2 separate regions of the Homo sapiens genome follow, and region 2 is linked to region 1. A link is an interaction called in ENCODE POLR2A ChIA-PET data of the cell type or tissue named here. Cell type or tissue: A673. All regions are shown on one strand. Links, peaks and the distances in the headings refer to the core of each region. The heading gives the core; the rest is flanking DNA.

Region 1 (5,285 bases), core at 1,286-5,285:
TTTGTAATTCCTTGAGCGCCTGGTTTGACTGGGGACTTGGGGGGATGGGGTTGGAAGAATGACTGCCCTTTCCCACCAAAAAAGGGAGAACTCTTTAGATTCAGATTGTGGGTATGTAGACTTAATAAGTGAAACATCACAGAAGAAGCCTTTATTATACAATGACAACCAAACAAGTACTCCGGATATGCAGTAGAGGAATCCTCTAAGAACCATAGAGACTTCTTTTCTGTGATTTTTGTTCCCCACCCTTGAACACCATCTCTAGGATGGAGTTGGCCTAAGAGTGAATGCTGCAAGATCTGTGTTTATGCCTCTTTTCCTCATTCTTCCTCAGTTTGTTCGTCTGCTTGAAAGTTGGCCAAAAAATCCTGCTGCTCACCGACTTCCCGTGGTCAGCTGCTGTCAAGCGTTCACTTTCTCTTCTGTCATTCCTCATGGAATGAGGGTGGTTTTGTCTTCCCGCTTCCCTTGACCTCAAAATCAGGATTAAAACCTGGGGTAGCCTCTGTGCTCCTTTCTTCTATGCCCTGGTTTGTTCTGTGGTTCTGGGCTTCTTATATCCGTGTGCCCAGGGCTGAACTCCTTATTTTCCTTTCTCCAAGGGCAGAGCCGAGTCTTCAGTCCCTGTTGGTCTTTCCCCACCCCCACTTCCAGCCCAAGAGCCAGGAAAGGGCTGGTGCCACACTGTCTGCTGGGATCAGCGGTGGTTCTTTGAGCTGCTGATTTGGGTGTTAGGCTCTTGAGCTGGGATGCAGATGTAACAGTAGCTCCAGTGAGTCAGACACTCTGCCCAGCACATTAGACTGTGTTTGACCACTTCTTCCAGTTCATAGTATTGACTTCAGCCCAAACGGAGATAACTCCCTGTGTGTCCTTGAGGTATTGAGCTGGGCTGGACAGCTCCCCTTGAGCCAACTCTAGGAGTACAATGTCAGGGGAACCCCAGTTTGTGAAAAGGACTTAGACTGGAGGATATTTGTTATCTGGGGATATGATGCGGTGGCGGCGGCGCCTCAAGATAAGGGGCTGGGGTTTCTGGGTGGGGGGCCAACAGAGTGGTGCCAGTAACAGCCCCAGATAGAGGAGTACGCAGGCCCAGCATGAGGCAACCTTGACCCAGAAGGTGGCCCAGCTACCCTTGATGAAGGTCTTTTCCAGTTCTGCTCCCTCATAGCTGTGTAACCAAAGGCTCTGGTTAGAGAATATGAAGGGCCTTAGCTTTTAGACCTGTTCTACCTCCTCACCAAATATAATGGCAGACCCATGTGTGTCTGGAATGGCCTTGAATTGCTCTTTCCTTAAAATAGCTAGCTCTTCAGGAGAGTATCTAAGGCCCACTCCATCTTACCTGAACCAGTTGGTAAGGGTAACCATGACATAGAGTGAGGCAAGGAAGAAGACGAAGTGGAAGGCAGAATAGTTGTAGGAAAGATGCTGGACTTGGACTGGAGGAGCTGGAGGGGTTTCTTGGTCAGCTGGCCTCGCAGCCCCACCCCTTTGCCCTGGAGAGAGGAAATGGCTGCTGGGAGCAGAGCTGCTGAAACACCTCTTCCCCTCTCCCCCAACTACCTTTGTTAAGGCTCTTGAGGGTTCTTATGGCACTCCACAGAGATCTACCACTTCTTATGGTTCCTCACTTGGCACTCACCTTTGTCTGCCTCCACTGTTTCAGGGCAGCAGAAACACAGTGAGGGCTTCTGCAAAACAGAACGCAGGTTTTGGAATGGTCTTAAAAGATGTGAGGGTGTTAATCTAGGAAACTTCCCCCGTGAAAAGATTGGTCTAGTATTAAAAAGTGGAGGCACACCTGGGTTCAAATTCTAGCTCCAGCATATAAGTGGCTGTGCAGACTTTGGTAAGATGTTTAATCTTTTGTGCCTCGATTTCTCCATTTGTAAAATGGAGCAAATACCTACCTCACAGGGTTGTTGTGAGGGTTAAATTAAATGAGATTATGTAAAAGTATCTAGCACAGTTGCCTAGCACATTGTGGGTACTCAATAAAAGGTAACAGCAGCTATAATCTGAGCATTCTGGGTAGAGGTTGGTAGGATGTGTGTGTGTCTTTGTGTGGGGGAGGGAGGGTGTTGGGGATATGGAGCTCTTTATCCTCACCTGAAACTCATAGCTGTAAACCTTGACAATCCACAGGGGTCCAAATACCTCAGCCAGGTAGGAGGCCTCATTGCTGAGAAAGAATAGAGTTCTTAAGCTGGTTTAGTTAAATAGGGATTATCTGGGGGCATTTACTACCAATTGGTCCATACTGGTAATCCTCAAAAGGGTACCATACTCCCTGTGCCCTTTTCCACCAAAGATTTAGAATTCTATTCATGTGAGAGCCCTAAGGTCTTTGGACATATTTTAAATTCTCAAGTCATTCCCCCCACCCCCTTCATCTCATACAGATCATCTGACAAAGTACTATTCTTAGAATTTGTCCCTGTTTGTGGGGAGCTTTTCTCACTCTAGTCTTGCTCTAAACTTTAAATAATGGTCCCAGACATTGTCCTGACCATCCTTCCCTGTCTTGGGCACCCTCCTTTCATACCTCCACCCTTGACACCTTTACGCACCAAGCAAAAAGCACACAAGCATACATGATGCTAGCACTCAGCATTGCTAGAGAGATATCTGGTGTTTGGGGTTCCATTTTACTCAGGCCAGGCAGGCACAGGGTGTGATTCTGTCCTTGAAGGATTACTGGGAAGGGACAACAGAAGAGATGGGTATTAACAATGAGCTAGGTATTTGGCAGGGGCAAAAAAAGGTCTTAGCATGGAGAATCCAGGTCCTGTCCCTTACCTCTCTCTGGAGGACGGCTGGACAGTGCAGAGAAAGTCAGATACATGATATAGCAGCTGATGACAGAAGCTTGTAGGAGGCCAGAGCGGGGTTGCTCTGGGGAGTAAGTATAATTGCTTTAGTCTACAGGCTGGTAATTTCCTCCATTTCTACCCCCACTTGTACTTCTGTCTCCCCATCCTTTGGTGGGGATAGGGAAGCAGAGATTCTTTTATCAAATAATTGAGATTAGGGAGGTAATGAAACTTGCTATGCTTTTAAGGCCCCCAAAACCTGGAATGCTGTAGGACATGTACCCACTGAGGCGGATGCAAGGAGCGATGGAGAGGAAGGAGATGAGGCCACAGAAGCAAAGGTGCAGACTGAGGAGCATCTTGTTAAGCAGGCAGCCAGCTGGGTGTGTATAATAGTGGAATAGGAGCACAGCTCCCACACCTGCCATGCTGTAGAATCCTAGGGTGGCCAGCAGGACAGCCAGGAACCAGCTACAGTCTTGAGCTGCACCTGTCTGCCTAAGGGTGGAAAGTGGGCAATGGCTTGGAGCTCCAGCATTTTTTTTTTTTTTGAGTTGGGAGTCTTGCTCTGTTGCCCAGGCTGGAGTGCAATGGTGTGGTCTCAGCTCACTGCAACCTCCGCCTCTTGGGTTCAAGTGATTCTCCTACCTCAGCCTCCTGAGTAGCTGGGATTACAGGCACCTACCACCATGTCCAGCTAACTTTTATATTTTTACTAGAGATGGGGTTTCACCATGTTGGCCAGGCTGGTCTCAAACTCCTGACCTCATGATCCACCCACCTCGGCCTCCCAAAGTGCTGGGATTACAGGCATGAGCCACCGTGCCCAGCTGGAGCTCCAACTCTTTTACCCATTACCAACTACTCCCCTGCTCTCAGAAGACTGGTGTGACTAGCCATCCTACTTGGCCCACGCAGTCATCACATTCCTAAGCTTTTTTGATACTGCTCAGTGGGAAGCTGTGGGACCAGTGCTCTGCCGTGCCTTTTGCCCAGCCCTTTCCATGTAGTAATACTAGAAACCTCCCCAGGAAAAGCCTTTAGGGTTATGTGCCCCTTACCAGTTCTTGTTCCAGGAATGGGCAAAAGCTGTAATAAGCACCAACTGCAGTAGGATGAATGCAAAGCCTCCACAGATGCCAATGTAATGCCATGCTGCAAGATGGGCACCAGTGGAAAAATGTCAAATTGTTACTTTTTTTTTTTTTTGAGACAGAGTCTTGCTCTGTCACCCAGGCTAGAGTGCAGTGGTGTGATTTCAGCTCACTGCAACCTCTGCCTCCCGGGTTCAAGTGATTCTTCTGCCTCCACCTCCTGAGCAGCTGGGATTACAGGTGCGTGCCACCATGCCCGGCTAATATTTTGTATTTTTAGTAGAGATGGGGTTTCACCATGTTAGCCAGGATTGTCTTGATCTCTTGACCTCGTGATCCGCCCGCCTCAGCCTCCCAAAGTGCTGGGATTACAGGCGTGAGCCACTGCACCCGGCCATTACTCCTCTTCTTACCCACTTGTTATCTTAGAAAACTTAGCCTACTCCTGCCAAGAGTGTGGGAGGGAGAGTACCTGGGAAGAGATGCTCATCAGGAATGCAGAAGGCAATAGCACAGAGACCTAACAGGAACAGCAGCTTGAGGAGCCAGAAGCTGGTTAGGAGGGAGAAAGAAAAACAGACTCAGGAGAAAAGGCAAAGGACAGTGAAGAGTGCCTATGGGGAAAGGCAAAAGAGAAACCAAAAATATAGGAAAGAGGACAGACGAGACAACTAAGGAGGAACCAATCCCAAATGAGAGGGGGTTGGGACAGGCCTACTGCACCTTATTCCAAATTCTAACTCAAAGATACTTAATAGCATCTGGGCAATGTTTTACAGTTTATAAAGGATTGTGTTACCAAGATAACCCCACTGTTACCTCCATTTTAGATGCTAGAAGCACAAAGTCTGGCTCAAGGTTACACAGCAAGTACACGAGAAGCAGGGACTTAAACCTGTTTTCTGTCTTTTTACAGTGCTATTACTTCATCCCGGAATTTCCTTTACCCAGCCTATGTCTACTTTCCCTCCTCTGTCCCCTCCCCACCCAGAAAGTACACACAAACCTATTATGCAGCTGTGCCCGCGGGCTGGTGGGGGAGTGGAGGTGGACCAGCAACACAGCCTGCAGCAGGTGGAAGGTGGCGGTTCCTGCACATACTCGGTACACAGCCCCAGAGCCACTGAGCACTGGACAGTCAGAGAGGCCAAACAGGTGGGCACACAACCCCGAGGGCATCTGGATCTGGGAGTGTGTGTGAGAGAAATGGCAGGACAAGTCATAATGCATGGAAAGGTACCTACTTGTCACGGGTATGACCACTCATTTGTCTCCTGCCCCCAACCGAAACCTTTTCTATCTTAGGGTTTTTCCTTTTATCTCTTCCCACCTGACAACCCGACCCCCTCTCACTTACCCTGTGTGTCTT
Region 2 (6,213 bases), core at 2,214-6,213, 650 kb before region 1:
GTGCAGTGGTGTGATTTCAGCTCACTGCAACCTCCACATCCCAGGCTCAAGCAATTCTTGTGCCTCAGCCTCCCAAATAGCTAAGATTACAGGCACGTGCCACCATGCCCAGCTAATTTTTGCATTTTTAGTAGAAAGGGGGTTTCGCCATGTTGGCCAGGGTGGTCTCGAACTCCTGATCTCAAGTGATCCACCTGCCTCAGCCTCCCAAAGTGCTGGGATTACAGGCATGAGCCACTGTGCCCAGCTGGTCTGTATTTTTTTAAAGAAGAGAAGGATGACTATTGAAATCAATAAGTTTATTTTCAAGTATTTTGACAAGGCTAGGTGATTGCTGGATTTAAACTGTGTGGAAAGTCTCATTTGAGAACCTCTTATTATTTCTTGGTACAGTAAATGCCAACTCATTATTTAATAAGCATATGCCCCTAAGTAAGACATATGTGCTCATATGAAAGAATACAAAAGTGATAAGATCAAGTTCTTAGACTCTTAGAGTATTTAATCTAGTGGTGAGGTATAAGACCAGTATAGAAATAAATATAATAAAGAGCAGAATTTGCTAAATTAGAAGTAAGAGGTTCAGAGTTATACGAGAGTTCGAAAGAATGTGAAATCAAGTGAACAGAATATTGTCAAATGCATTGTGTTACTTTAGGCATTTTATTTAATTAGGTTCTATTTTGTTTCTTATCTATCAAGTGTCTTTAGTCAGGGTTGATGAACTTATATTAAATCCCATTCCTTAGTATAGTGTTTTTTAAAGGTAGAATTCAAGGATCATGTACATGAAAACCAACTGGAGTGTTACAAAATACAGATTCCCTTGCCTTGCCCCAGACTTATCAAATTAAAAACCCTGAGGGTAGATCCCAGAAATGTATTGCTGTAAGCACCTTACATATAATATTAATGCATATTTACATAGGTACCAGTTATTTTTTGAAATCAACTTTTGAGGTATGATTTGAGTACTATAAAATACCCTCATTTTAAATGTTTGAAGAGTTTTGACAAATGTATATATTGGTATAACTGTCACCACAGTTAAGACATAGAACATTTCCATCATCCTAAAGTCTTGTCATCCTTGTACAGTCTGTCTTCACTTCCTAGGGAATTACTGATTGGTTTTCTATCAGTATAGATTCATTTTGTTTGTTCTAAAATTTTGTATAAATGAAATCATACAGTATGTACTCTTGGGTCTGGCTTCTTTTGCTCAGTATAATGTTTCTGAGATCCATCCGTATGATTGTGTGTATCAGTAGTTCTTTCCTTTCTGTTGCTGAGTGCTGTTCCATCGTGTGGATGTATTACAACTTGTTGATGGTTTCTAGTTTTTGGCTATTATCAGAGCTGTTATAAACATTTAGGTAGAAGTCTTTCCATGATATTATTTTAGAAGTTTAGTTTCTGTATCCTCTTTATTAATCGTAAAGTGTTATACAAAGCTGTAAAGATTAGTGATGACTTCATTTCGCAGTTTCCTTATCTATTAAAAGAGGATAATACCTACCCTACCTATTGCAGAGTTATTTTTAGTATCAAATGAAATATAATGTATGTGAAAACAATTTGAAACTTACAGAGGTCCATAGAGGTCATTAACTAGTAAGGTTTAAGGCCTAGACACATATAATAATTATTATAAATCTTCAGAGGAGTTTTCTAATCTGTTGACATTAGATTTTAGCCTGAGCCCTAATTTAAGATCCTTCCATTTTTCTCCCATCTCAGAAAAAGATGGAGGAGCTCTTATTACTGGCCAAGGAAAGCAGTCGGAGCAACCATACAATTTGGTTTGGACACTTTACAACATCCACTATTCTTTCTCCATCACCAGGAATCCGGTCAATAATGAGGTGAGACAAGCTTCCAAAATCAGAATTAATTTGTTTTTAGTTTTTTTATTTTGCTGTTACCTATTCTGCTTTTCTGGCAAGACATTTTTATTAGTTTGGCCTCACGCGTTATCTTTGTTCATTTATTTCATTTATTTTTCATTGGTTAGTTCGGCTATAGCTTATTTGTGTGGACATCTCCATACACTTGGTGGACTGATGCCTGTTTTGCACACTCGTCACTTCCAGGGCACTTTGGAACTTGAGGTGGGAGACTGGAAGGATAATAGGAGGTAAGGGAACCTCCCCATAGAAGAAAACTTATACACATAAGTTTTGCCAAAGCAATGATAGTTTTCTTACTGATATCATGGGTGATCACAGTTAAAGAAAAACTTGTGATATTTCTGTTTTTTTAAAGTAATATATGTCTCTGAAATCTTTGTCATTTTGCGGAAACCTTGTCATAGCAGGGATGTTTACTATCACTATGTTACATTGGATTTTCAAGATATGTCCATTAGGAATTGGACTCAAACTCTAGTGTGCACAAGAATTATGGAGGAGCTTATGAAAAATAAAAATTTTCAGGCGCTGCCTCTAGAGATTTTGATTGTGTTGGTCTGGATTAGGGTCCAACAAATTACATTTTTTTTTTTTTTTGAGACAGAGTCACGTTCAGCTGCCCAGAGTAGCTGAGATTACAGGCACCCACCATCATGCTCAGCTAATTTTTGTATTTTAGTAGAGATGGGGTTTCACCATGTTTGCCAGGCTGGTCTTGAACTCTTGACCTCAGGTGATCCACCCGCCTCGGCCTCCCAAAGTACTAGGATTACAGGCGTGAGCCATGGCGCCTGGCCCAAACTGCCTTTTTTAAAAGCCCTCTGGGTGGTCTATGCATGACAATTTGAGAAATACTAGGACTAGAAGTGTCATGTTTTTCCTCCTGAATTTTGTATCTACCATACTGGTTATTGTTACAAGATGGTAGTGATTTAACTTCTTCAAATAGATGATAGTTGGCTTTTTTAAGGTTAAAGTCTCTCTAAGAGAAAATATGTTTATCAAAAGCATGTAGTGTAGTTAAATATATGGTTTTTTCTTTTTTAAAAAGAAGTATTTAAGTGAAATAGTTTATCAAGTTTTGAGGAGTATCATCTTATTGTTTAACTATTACAGTTATTTAATTTACACAAACCCTGTGCTCTCAGATAATAGGTACTCAGCAAAGGTTTGTTGAGCTGAATATGTTATCTTTTTATTTTTAACTACTTCCATTAATTAAAAAGGAACTTTACATCTTGGAAGGTACTTTCTCATTTTGGTTGACTTTTTAAAAACTGTGTGAGTTATGCTTGAAACGTGTAATTATTTGGCAACTATAATTACTTTGAGCTAAGAGTTGTCTGTTCATGGCTGTGAGGCTGTGGGCTGGGCTATGATTGCCTTTTGTGAGATAGTCTTACTAAGCCTTGACCAGCTTCTTTATTTCTTCTAAGTGCTCTAGTTACAAGTTGTGATGTTAATTATGAAGGCATTTCCTTTCTCTCTCCACCAGTTTTCCTGTGTCCAACCCTGGGGTTTTATTTGGAGCGTACTCCAGATAAAAGGACCTAAACTTTACCTGCCCTTATAAACACTTAAATTGTGTTAGTTACAATAGAATAATTTTTAAAAACAGTATATTGGAAATATTAGGCTAGGCCTTGTTGTAGATGCAGATAAATCCAGAAATATCAGTGGCTTAACACAAATGTTTTTCATTTGTATAAATTCAATATGAGTCAGAACAACTCTTATCCATGGGATGAGTCAGTAATTCAGACTTCCTCCATCTTAAAATTCCTATTTCGACATGTCGATTCCAGGGCAGGGAAGAGAGCAAGGAGAACTCACACCCACTCTTAAGTACTTTGGACCACAGGCATGATATGTGTCACTTCTCTTCACAGCCCATTGGCCAAAACTAGTCACATGGTCCCAACCTGATACCAGGAGACTGGGAAATTCAGGGGAATGTGTAGAGAATTTCGTGAGCACTATTGTTTCTGCCATAGTGAATCATTTCTTTTTTTAGTTCTAAAAGTTAGAAAATATAAAACTTTGGTTATTCTTTAATGAATATTTTATACCTTTTGTTATTGCATTTGGAAAATGAAAACAACTTTAATTTCTTTGAAATTATAGAAATAAATGTTTAATGCTAGGCATGGTGGCTTACGCCTATAATCCCAGCACTTTGGGAAGCCAAGGTGAGGGGGATCACCTGCGGTCAGGAGTTCGAGACCAGCCTGGCCAACATGGTGAAACCCTATCTCTGCTAAAAATAGCCAGGTGTGGTGGCGGGCACCTGTAATCCCAGCTACTTGGGAGGCTGAGGCAGAGGTTGCAGTGAGCCAAGACTGCGCCACTGCACTCCAGCCTGGGTGACGGAGTGAGACTCCATCTCAAAAATAAGAAAAAAAAAAAAAAAAAAGAAAGAAAGGTTTAAAAGAAGCATGAAAGATTTCTAATTTTGTTCATATCAACCATTTTAATATTTTATGTAGCATTGTTGATGGGATGAAGAATGTCAAGTATTAGGGTTATAATAAATATTTTAGGTTCAAAATTGTCTTAAAGTACAGGGATAAGATGAGTTACTTCAACAAGTATTTATTTAAAAATTAAAGAGTACATGCCGTGTACCAGGTGTTGTTCAAGAGCACAGTTGAATCCATTGCCCAGTCAGAGGCAGTTATGTGACAAATGTGAAGGATAAAGTGATGGGGTAAGGGAAGAAAGAAAGAAAATATTACTTAATCTGTATTCAAATTAATCATGTAAAAAAGTCCTAGTTATGTATTTTTATATTTGTTCTGTATATTACCTTCATGACCTCTTACAATGTGAAGTGACTAAATTACCTTATCATTATCTGGTCTTTAGGTACCGGATTTTTGCTTTTGATCACGACCTCTTTAGCTTTGCAGATTTGATCTTTGGGAAGTGGCCTGTGGTTCTTATCACCAATCCTAAATCACTCCTTTATAGTTGTGGTGAACATGAACCACTAGAAAGACTTCTTCACTCAACACACATCAGGTATGTAGCAATTTTTTAGAATTTACTTTCAGTTTGATAATGAAGGAGAATAAGTCATTGTGATTGCATTCCCATGTGAAAGCTATGAGATGCCCCATTTTAGTTTTCTCAACAACCTAAACATTATATAAAGATAGATTGCTTACTGTTTTGTTTCCATTAAGTTAAAAAGCATATCATTTTTTTAAGCTGATGAAATTTTAAAAACCATTCAGAAATCTATAATTCTACCATTATTATTTTTGTTTTATTTTATTCCAGCCTTTTTATTTGGACGCTTTTACATTGCTATAAGCATAATGTACATATTCCTTTATAGTCTACTTTTTAAAATTTGCATTATATATCAAATTTTTTTTCATTTGTTATGTAGCCTTCTAAGAAAGCAAAAGCTATATATATAATCCTTATGGAATTGAAAATTCAGTTGGCAAATGAATTTGTTTTGTTTTGTTTTGTTTTGATTTTCGACAGAGTCTTGCTTTGTTGCCCGGGCTGGAGTGCAGTGGCCTGATCTTGGCTCACTGCAACCACTGCCTCCCGAGTTCAAGCTTTTCTCATGCCTCAGCCTCTGGAGTAGCTGAGATTACAGATGTGTGCCACCACGCCTGGCTAATTTTTGTATTTTTAGTAGAGAGAGGGTTTCACCGCGTTGGCCAGGCTGGTCTCGAACTCCTGACCTCAAGGGATCCGCCCTCCTACGCCTCCCCAAGTGCTGGGATTACAGGCTTGAACCACCATGCCTGGCCATGAATTTGATTATATAGATTAATAGAATCCAAATGGGACATTAACATTCTTTTTGCAAAGAGATATATAACTTGTTTCAAATGTAAGAGCACTTTTTAAAATATACTTTTACAATTTATTTTGAAAAGTAATACAATAGAACAACCTTTGGAAAATAGGGTAATGGGATTTTAAGTATGTTTTTCTCCACTTCTAATAGAACTATTATTAGCACTTCTGAGTATTTCTTCTCAGGCATTCTCTCTTAAGATGTTTTTATATAATTATAATCATAAGGCACAGTCTATTCTAATTCCTGATTTGTTTTCTTTCAGCACAAAGAATGTACCACAGTTTTTCTAACCATTTTCATATCTCATTGGTGAACTTTTAAGGTTTTTCTTATTTGTGGATGAATATCTGGTACATATATATTCTTCCTTCACTTGAATAATTTCTTTAAGAAAGAGTTCTAGAAGTGGGATTCTAGGTGAAAGAATTTGAATTCTTTTATGACTGTTGATAAAAATTGCTCAATCCCTTTTTTTTTGGA

What was found. ChIA-PET counts read pairs that join two places held together with the same protein. Peaks named below come from ENCODE experiments on the same cell type or tissue, not always from the same donor. Only the 100,000 strongest peaks of a DNase experiment are listed, where the experiment ranks them.
Region 2: POLR2A ChIA-PET joins it to region 1 with 6 read pairs; 1 of 35 experiments calls an interaction of 5 or more read pairs at or near these places.

What each region holds. Positions count from the first base shown.
Region 1 is chr15:43,794,037-43,799,321 of GRCh38, forward strand. SERF2 (small EDRK-rich factor 2) reads left to right here. Exons shown (of 3, transcript NM_001018108.4): 3 at 1-2,043. It overlaps SERINC4 (serine incorporator 4), which reads right to left. Exons shown (of 12, transcript NM_001258031.2): 2 at 5,274-5,285; 3 at 4,923-5,101; 4 at 4,389-4,468; 5 at 3,884-3,977; 6 at 3,109-3,320; 7 at 2,809-2,904; 8 at 2,580-2,706; 9 at 2,119-2,191; 10 at 1,652-1,700; 11 at 1,352-1,505; 12 at 126-1,177. The coding sequence ends at 964. The region is part of intron 2 of SERF2-C15ORF63 (SERF2-C15orf63 readthrough); the gene reads left to right. Among named protein-coding and RNA genes, the nearest start is that of MIR1282, 2.9 kb to the left of the region's middle. RefSeq lists enhancers at 1-285, 1,007-1,508, 1,509-2,008, 5,281-5,285. In A673, for the core only: no CTCF peak of the experiment used is centred there; no DNase peak of the experiment used is centred there; H3K27ac peaks cover 674 bases.
Region 2 is chr15:43,147,015-43,153,227 of GRCh38, forward strand. It overlaps TMEM62 (transmembrane protein 62), which reads left to right. Exons shown (of 14, transcript NM_024956.4): 6 at 1,741-1,865; 7 at 2,015-2,137; 8 at 4,776-4,931. Among named protein-coding and RNA genes, the nearest start is that of TMEM62, 17 kb to the left of the region's middle. In A673, for the core only: no CTCF peak of the experiment used is centred there; DNase peaks (open chromatin) are centred at 3,407 and 3,747; H3K27ac peaks cover 904 bases.